2 separate regions of the Mus musculus genome follow, and region 2 is linked to region 1. A link is a loop called in an ENCODE intact Hi-C map of the cell type or tissue named here. Cell type or tissue: left cerebral cortex. All regions are shown on one strand. Each heading gives the region's core, and the rest is flanking DNA. Links, peaks and the distances in the headings are about the cores only.

Region 1 (2,913 bases), core at 151-2,650:
GTGGATGATGCCCAAGGAATGACAGCTGAGGTTGGTCTCCGTTCTGTGCCGATACACACACACACATACACACACACACACACAGGGCATGCATGCATGTATACATGCACACACATGGACACACAAACAGCATAGGAAAAAATATCTCACGAAATGTTCAGTAATGAGAAAAGTTACACAGTAGTCTCAGTAATCTTTAGCCACTGTGGTCACAGAAGCTGTGCAAAGTTCCAAGTGACTCTGGACTTCGGCAAAGAGGTCCGACCGCTCTGTGTTCTAGAAAAGGGGGTGCTGAAGACTGTTAGGGAAAGAGACCAAGATGCCTAAATTGCTGTTTAAAAAAAACAAAGCATGCAGTTTGGGGGGCCCAATATAATGAATGACGACTAACTCCCACAAATATCTGCTATTCCACATAGCTGTGTGTCTACACAGAGAACCCTTGACACTGGTAAAATACTATGAAAATATAGCTGATGATGATGATGATGACGACGATGATGATGATTAAGCTGAGCAGTACAGGTTCCCTGTTCCTGCTCCTGTTTCCTGCCCAGAAACATCACAAGCAAACATTCAAGTCACTGCCCTGTTTCCTTCAATGATATCATCCTTGATCCTCGTTCCAAATCAGCACAGAGGTGATTGTAATAATCACACAAACAATACCACAGGACTCTGTGAAATGTACACTACTTCCTTGTGCATTATTAAATCTCCAATAGCCCCGTGAGAAAAGCAAACTAGCAGAGCAGAAATCCTAACATTAGAAAAGAAGGATACCAGCCAAGCTATGGTGGTGCATACTTTTGATCCTAGCACTCAGGAGGCAGAGGCAGGTTGACCCTCTAGTTCTCAGTTCTAGGCCAGCCTGGTCTACAGAGCAAGATCCAGGACAGCCAGGGCTACACAGGGATATTCCCCCTGACTCCCCTCAAAAGAATGACAATGAAAGAGAAGAGAAAATGAATGCTGCCTTGGGGTACCTACAGTGGGCAGCAGGTCTGGGGCCATAGCACCCAATACATGCCCAATCTAATCTGTAATCGGGTACCAGCAGAATTCCTAATAATTCCCAATGTCTTGTATGCAATGTTTTAAGGGTTAAATCCACAGACACCTCAATAAGGAGAGCTTTGCAGAGTGATGAGATTAGCTCTAAATATTCACATAAACGAAAATCTGAAGCTGGGGAAGGTTCAGAAAAATAAAAATGGCCCAGGAAAGCACAAAGAGGTGGTGAGGAAAGGCAGGGAGCTACAGGCACCGTCTTCTCCAGAAAGCCAGAGTAGCTAAGTACTAAGCTTTCATTAAAAGCAGGGTGTGTGAAGGAGTTCACTTTAGAACACCTCCCAACACCAGCTTTGAGAAGGGAAACCCCTCCCACCTCGTCCTCACTTCAACTCCCAAGATCCGCAGCCTCAGCCGTGAGTCACACAGCAATTGCCTGTGATCTGCATCTGCTGCAATCCCTTCAGCTTCAGCAGGGAAACTGCAGGCTCCTGCCTGCCTGTAATGAAGGAGAAAATCAGTGCAACAATGTGTCCGGATGCCTGTGAGCTGGCAGCCAGCAAAAACAGTGCCTTTGGCTGATTTCCCTTTCCAGGGCTATTTACTGTAAAGAAAATTGGCCTTTGCAGATTAAGAGAAATTCAAGGTTGTCATCCTTTCCTCAAATGCGATCTCTTTGTTTCCATTTGAATGTGTCCCTAGAAGTTTCCTGTGAGTACTTAAGCAAGCTTTGTGCTGGTTTTAATCACCTTCTCCTTCTGTTTCCAGGCTCTGAAACCCCGGCCCTCACACTTCAGAGTAGTACCCCAAGTTCCACCGTGTCTTGTTTTCTGAAAGGGGGCAGTGAGATAAATAAACACAGACTTCCGGCTGAAAGCAGCTGAGACTCCTGTTATAGGACTAGAGAGTTAGTTCCCAGGAAGGATTAGTCAACAGAACAAGCTGGAGATGGAGAAGAAAGCCGTAGAGGTGACTAATTTGAAAACTTAGCGCTTGAATACCCACCCAGATTTTTAAAACCTCTTTTATTAATCCTCAATAACATACAGATTTTGCTTCTCAGTGAATACCCTATTTCTACTGCAGCTTCCTGTCTTGTTTGTTAACTCACTGTGGTGACTGGTGTAGTAGTGCCCATAGCCTACACTGTATTCTAGCACTTAGAAGGCTAACGCAAGTTACAAGCCAATCTGGGATATACTGGAGTACCTTGCCATCTATGCACTCACTCACACAGAGGAGGAAAGGGAGAGAGAGAAAACAAAACCCCACCATGTCTGGCCTCTGTCCTGATCACCCTACTGAAAGCTGGAAACATAGGGGTATGTATGCACATGCAGTTCATACTTCTTGGTGTTTGTTTATTTTTCTGAAGTTCTAACTTAATGATACAGAAGACTCTCCCTTGAGAATTTCCCTCCTCGCCATGCTTTCCGAATTTTCTCTCTATCTCAGACCTTCGGTCTTTAGTCTTTCGACTTCCCTTCTCCCATCTTAAAAGTTGAAGCCAGTCTGATTTCAGATCTGGAGGCCTCACTAAAGCCTCACAGCCTAGAGTAATGAAGGTGGACGAGCTGGGATGCCTGGGCAGTGTGGATAAGGACAGGGAAACTGATGGGAGTGAGAGCGAAAACGTACCTGTGTTTTCAGAGGGCACTTAAGAACTGTGTTTTGGGGCTGGAGAGATGGCTCAGCAGTTAAGAGCACTGACTGCTCTTCCAGAGGTCCTGAGTTCAATTCCCATCAACCACATGGTGACTCACAACCATCTGTAATGGGATCCAGTGCCCTCTTCTGGTGTGTCTGAAGACAATGACAGTGTATTTACATAAACTAGATAAATAAATCTTTAAAAAATAAGCAACAACAACTATGTTTTCAGAACATAATGCTTCTACAAAA
Region 2 (2,913 bases), core at 206-2,705, 150 kb before region 1:
CTTCTGTAATGATTCTCCCCACTTTTCTATGGAAAATCTAGGAAGAACGTGAAATAAGAGCATCAAAGAGCTGACACAACAATATCAGCCCTACTTGTGCCTTCTTTAATGTATTTGTTTTAATATGTAAAACAAAGCAAAACAAAACAAAACAAAAAAACTGGGCTTTGTTCTCCCCCGCACCCCCTTGGTGTATATATAGAAAAAAATACTAAGAAAAATAATGTCGTTAGAACTAATTCTCACCTGATTTGGTATAATTTTCTAAAATATCAAGAAGTCAAGGAAACTTCCAGAAGCAAATAATGTGTGATGGTTGTTTTCTGTTAGCGCACTAGCAGCTGCCTAAAGAGTAAAGCCACTAGTTAAATCTTTTAACATGGGTGTTGGAGGCGGACAACACAGTGCCTGGGTCCCTGCTACGCTCACTCTTCACCATGGCTGTCTCTTCTTCGTGCTCGTAGTGTGCAAAAGCATGACGCGTATGTGACTCTCCATTTGGCCAGAGAAATAAACTGTTTCCAGAGTTTACTGCACTCTGTGGGCGTACCCTACTCTTCACTGATTGAAGAGAACCTGCATTCCCCATCCTTTAGGAGACACTCTCACTTCACCTTCTCCACAAACCTTTTCCTCAGTCCCTAAGTGCTTCACAAGTCTCTGTGCCCGATTGTGTATCCTTGGGGGATGCCTCATAGACATGAACAAGAAGTACTACACAGGCCACGTGCAGCCACAGTTTTGGCTTTTCTCGTGCTCTGTAGCAGGCAGCCCATGGACCAGATACACCAAATCCACTTCCCATCATTTCGATTGCATTGGCACATAGATGTGATGATTTGTTTACATGCTGTTTCTGGATACTTTCTGTCTAGCTCAGGCAGAGACCATGGCGCATGCAAAGCCTAAACTATGTTACCACCTGATCCTCTGTGGAGAAAACTGTCACCTCTGGATCCATGTGTGTTTCAGTTTCCTGATGATGATGCCCTTGCATTTGTTTCACATGGACAAGACAGTCAGGAAGTCACAGGACTCACAAGGGTAAGGAACGCTGGCAGAGAAAGTGACATTAAGGTGGTGGTGTTTCTGAGCTACTTATTGAATGAATCCAAAAATAACTAAGGAGTTTTGTAAAGCAAACTGCCCTAGTACATAAAATATGGATTCAGGGTCTACTTCCTGTTTTCTGGATACCCTGTGCCTCAGCTCCTTTCTCTATAAAATAAAAATGACAGGATTTAATGAAACATGCCAAGAATATTATTTGGCCCATAGTAACTCCTCAAGAAGTACTATCTATTAACAAAGTGGAGAAAGAGACTCCGTTTAACTATGTTGTTTTCATCTTCCTTTTTTTTTTTTTTTTTTTTTTTTGGTTTTGTTTTTTTTGTTTTTTTTTTTGGTTTTGTTTTGTTTTGTTTTGTTTTTATGGCATACTTTTGGACCTATTCTATAAAAAGGGATCAGTTTCTACCTTTTTCTGCCAACTCCAAACCATGCCTGGCATAAAAGATGATCAGAGGTAGGTGTCGCAGGCTATCCAAGGACAGAACTGCTGTCAGGGAGGTTGAAAACACCCTGGAGTCAGGGAGACATAAAAGTCATAAGCCAGTCAGTAGAACCCTGTTGAGCTCCCTCTTCCCCTGATGAAAGGCAAAGGAGCTCTGTGGAACTGTCAACTGAGGAAGTGGTGAGCAATGAGCAGATCCTGCAATTTGCACACTAATTCTCCCTCGTGCCACCTGGGGGCTTCCTGCTGGCAGAAGCACAGAAGATAGGAGAGTGGTGCGGGTCCAGCCAGCAGCCAGCCATGCCTCTATTCTTCCCTTGCTGAGCAATACCAGCAGCCCAGCTTGTCTCCATTCACTGTTCAGTGAGCAGTTGGCAGGCTTCCCCCAGAGCGTGGGCAGGCCTGAGCAGAAGGAAGACAATGAGAGGAATTTTAAAAGCCTTCCACCTTTTTGCACTTTCTTCGCAGTTTCTCTCAGGAGAAGTTGACTCAGCAGGTGCCCCTTTCTACCTTTTTCCTCAGCCTTGCCACTCCCCACTTGAAGGACCAGTCCACAGTGTGGTAATCAAGGTTCTCCCTGAAATACAGAGATGAGACCGGGGCTGTGTGGGGTCCAGCAACTGCTCTCACTACACTTATCATTATTCAAAAGCTTTTCCTGCCTCTTAAAGGTGAAACACACATCACTGAAGCATAAATGTGGCTCTGAGTAACAGTTTCACTCGCACATTCTCCGCTTCTAGAAGTAACCAGTAACCGGCTCCAAAGATGCACCAGGGAAAGTAGGAAAGGAGCCTCCTGTTAGCTGGCATCATTCCAGCCAGAGACCAAGTCTTCACTGGGACAAAAGCAGAACTATACGGACAGACAGCTTCCTCTCTGCTGCAAGCATACACTCCCCCCGCCCCGACCCCCACCTCCCCCGCACAGCCTCTGGACTGCCAAATGGGTGATGCTGCTGCTTGCACCCCTCCACACGCATTCCATAAGCTAAGGCTGATTTTAAGATCATTAGAAAAGGAAAGAATGTTGCACTCTTCTCAGTTTCTCTGGGGTCACAGTGTAATTGTGCAGCAGGAGAAACTGGGCCCCAGAGATGGCGTGACAGTCACTTCTCATTACCTCCCACTTGGTTCATTACGTCTGTAGACAGCAATTGCCAGCGTGTGGGTACTTCCATTATAGGGAAGGTTGTAATGTGCTCTAGACTCTGCACGGTTTCCAAATGGGGAGAAGGCTATTTATTCCAGGCACATACCTATCTTATTTCCACAGGAATGGAAAGTGACATAAGGGATAGATTAGTGGTAATCAATATGGGAGAATCAGGGAGCAGGAGTGCTTGCACCAGTGAAATATTTATGTGTGTGCATCCTTCTAACTCATAAGGCTTCATACAG

What was found. Peaks named below come from ENCODE experiments on the same cell type or tissue, not always from the same donor. Only the 100,000 strongest peaks of a DNase experiment are listed, where the experiment ranks them.
Region 2: it touches region 1 in a loop (2.3-fold over the local background); 2 of 42 quality-filtered maps call a loop at or near these places.

What each region holds. Positions count from the first base shown.
Region 1 is chr3:133,599,570-133,602,482 of GRCm38, reverse strand. No RefSeq gene overlaps it. Among named protein-coding and RNA genes, the nearest start is that of Tet2, 57 kb to the right of the region's middle. In left cerebral cortex, for the core only: a CTCF peak has its summit at 1,500; a DNase peak (open chromatin) is centred at 1,430; H3K27ac peaks cover 224 bases.
Region 2 is chr3:133,753,952-133,756,864 of GRCm38, reverse strand. No RefSeq gene overlaps it. Among named protein-coding and RNA genes, the nearest start is that of Gm6135, 36 kb to the left of the region's middle. In left cerebral cortex, for the core only: a CTCF peak has its summit at 1,745 (motif pointing left); DNase peaks (open chromatin) are centred at 1,889, 2,244 and 2,647.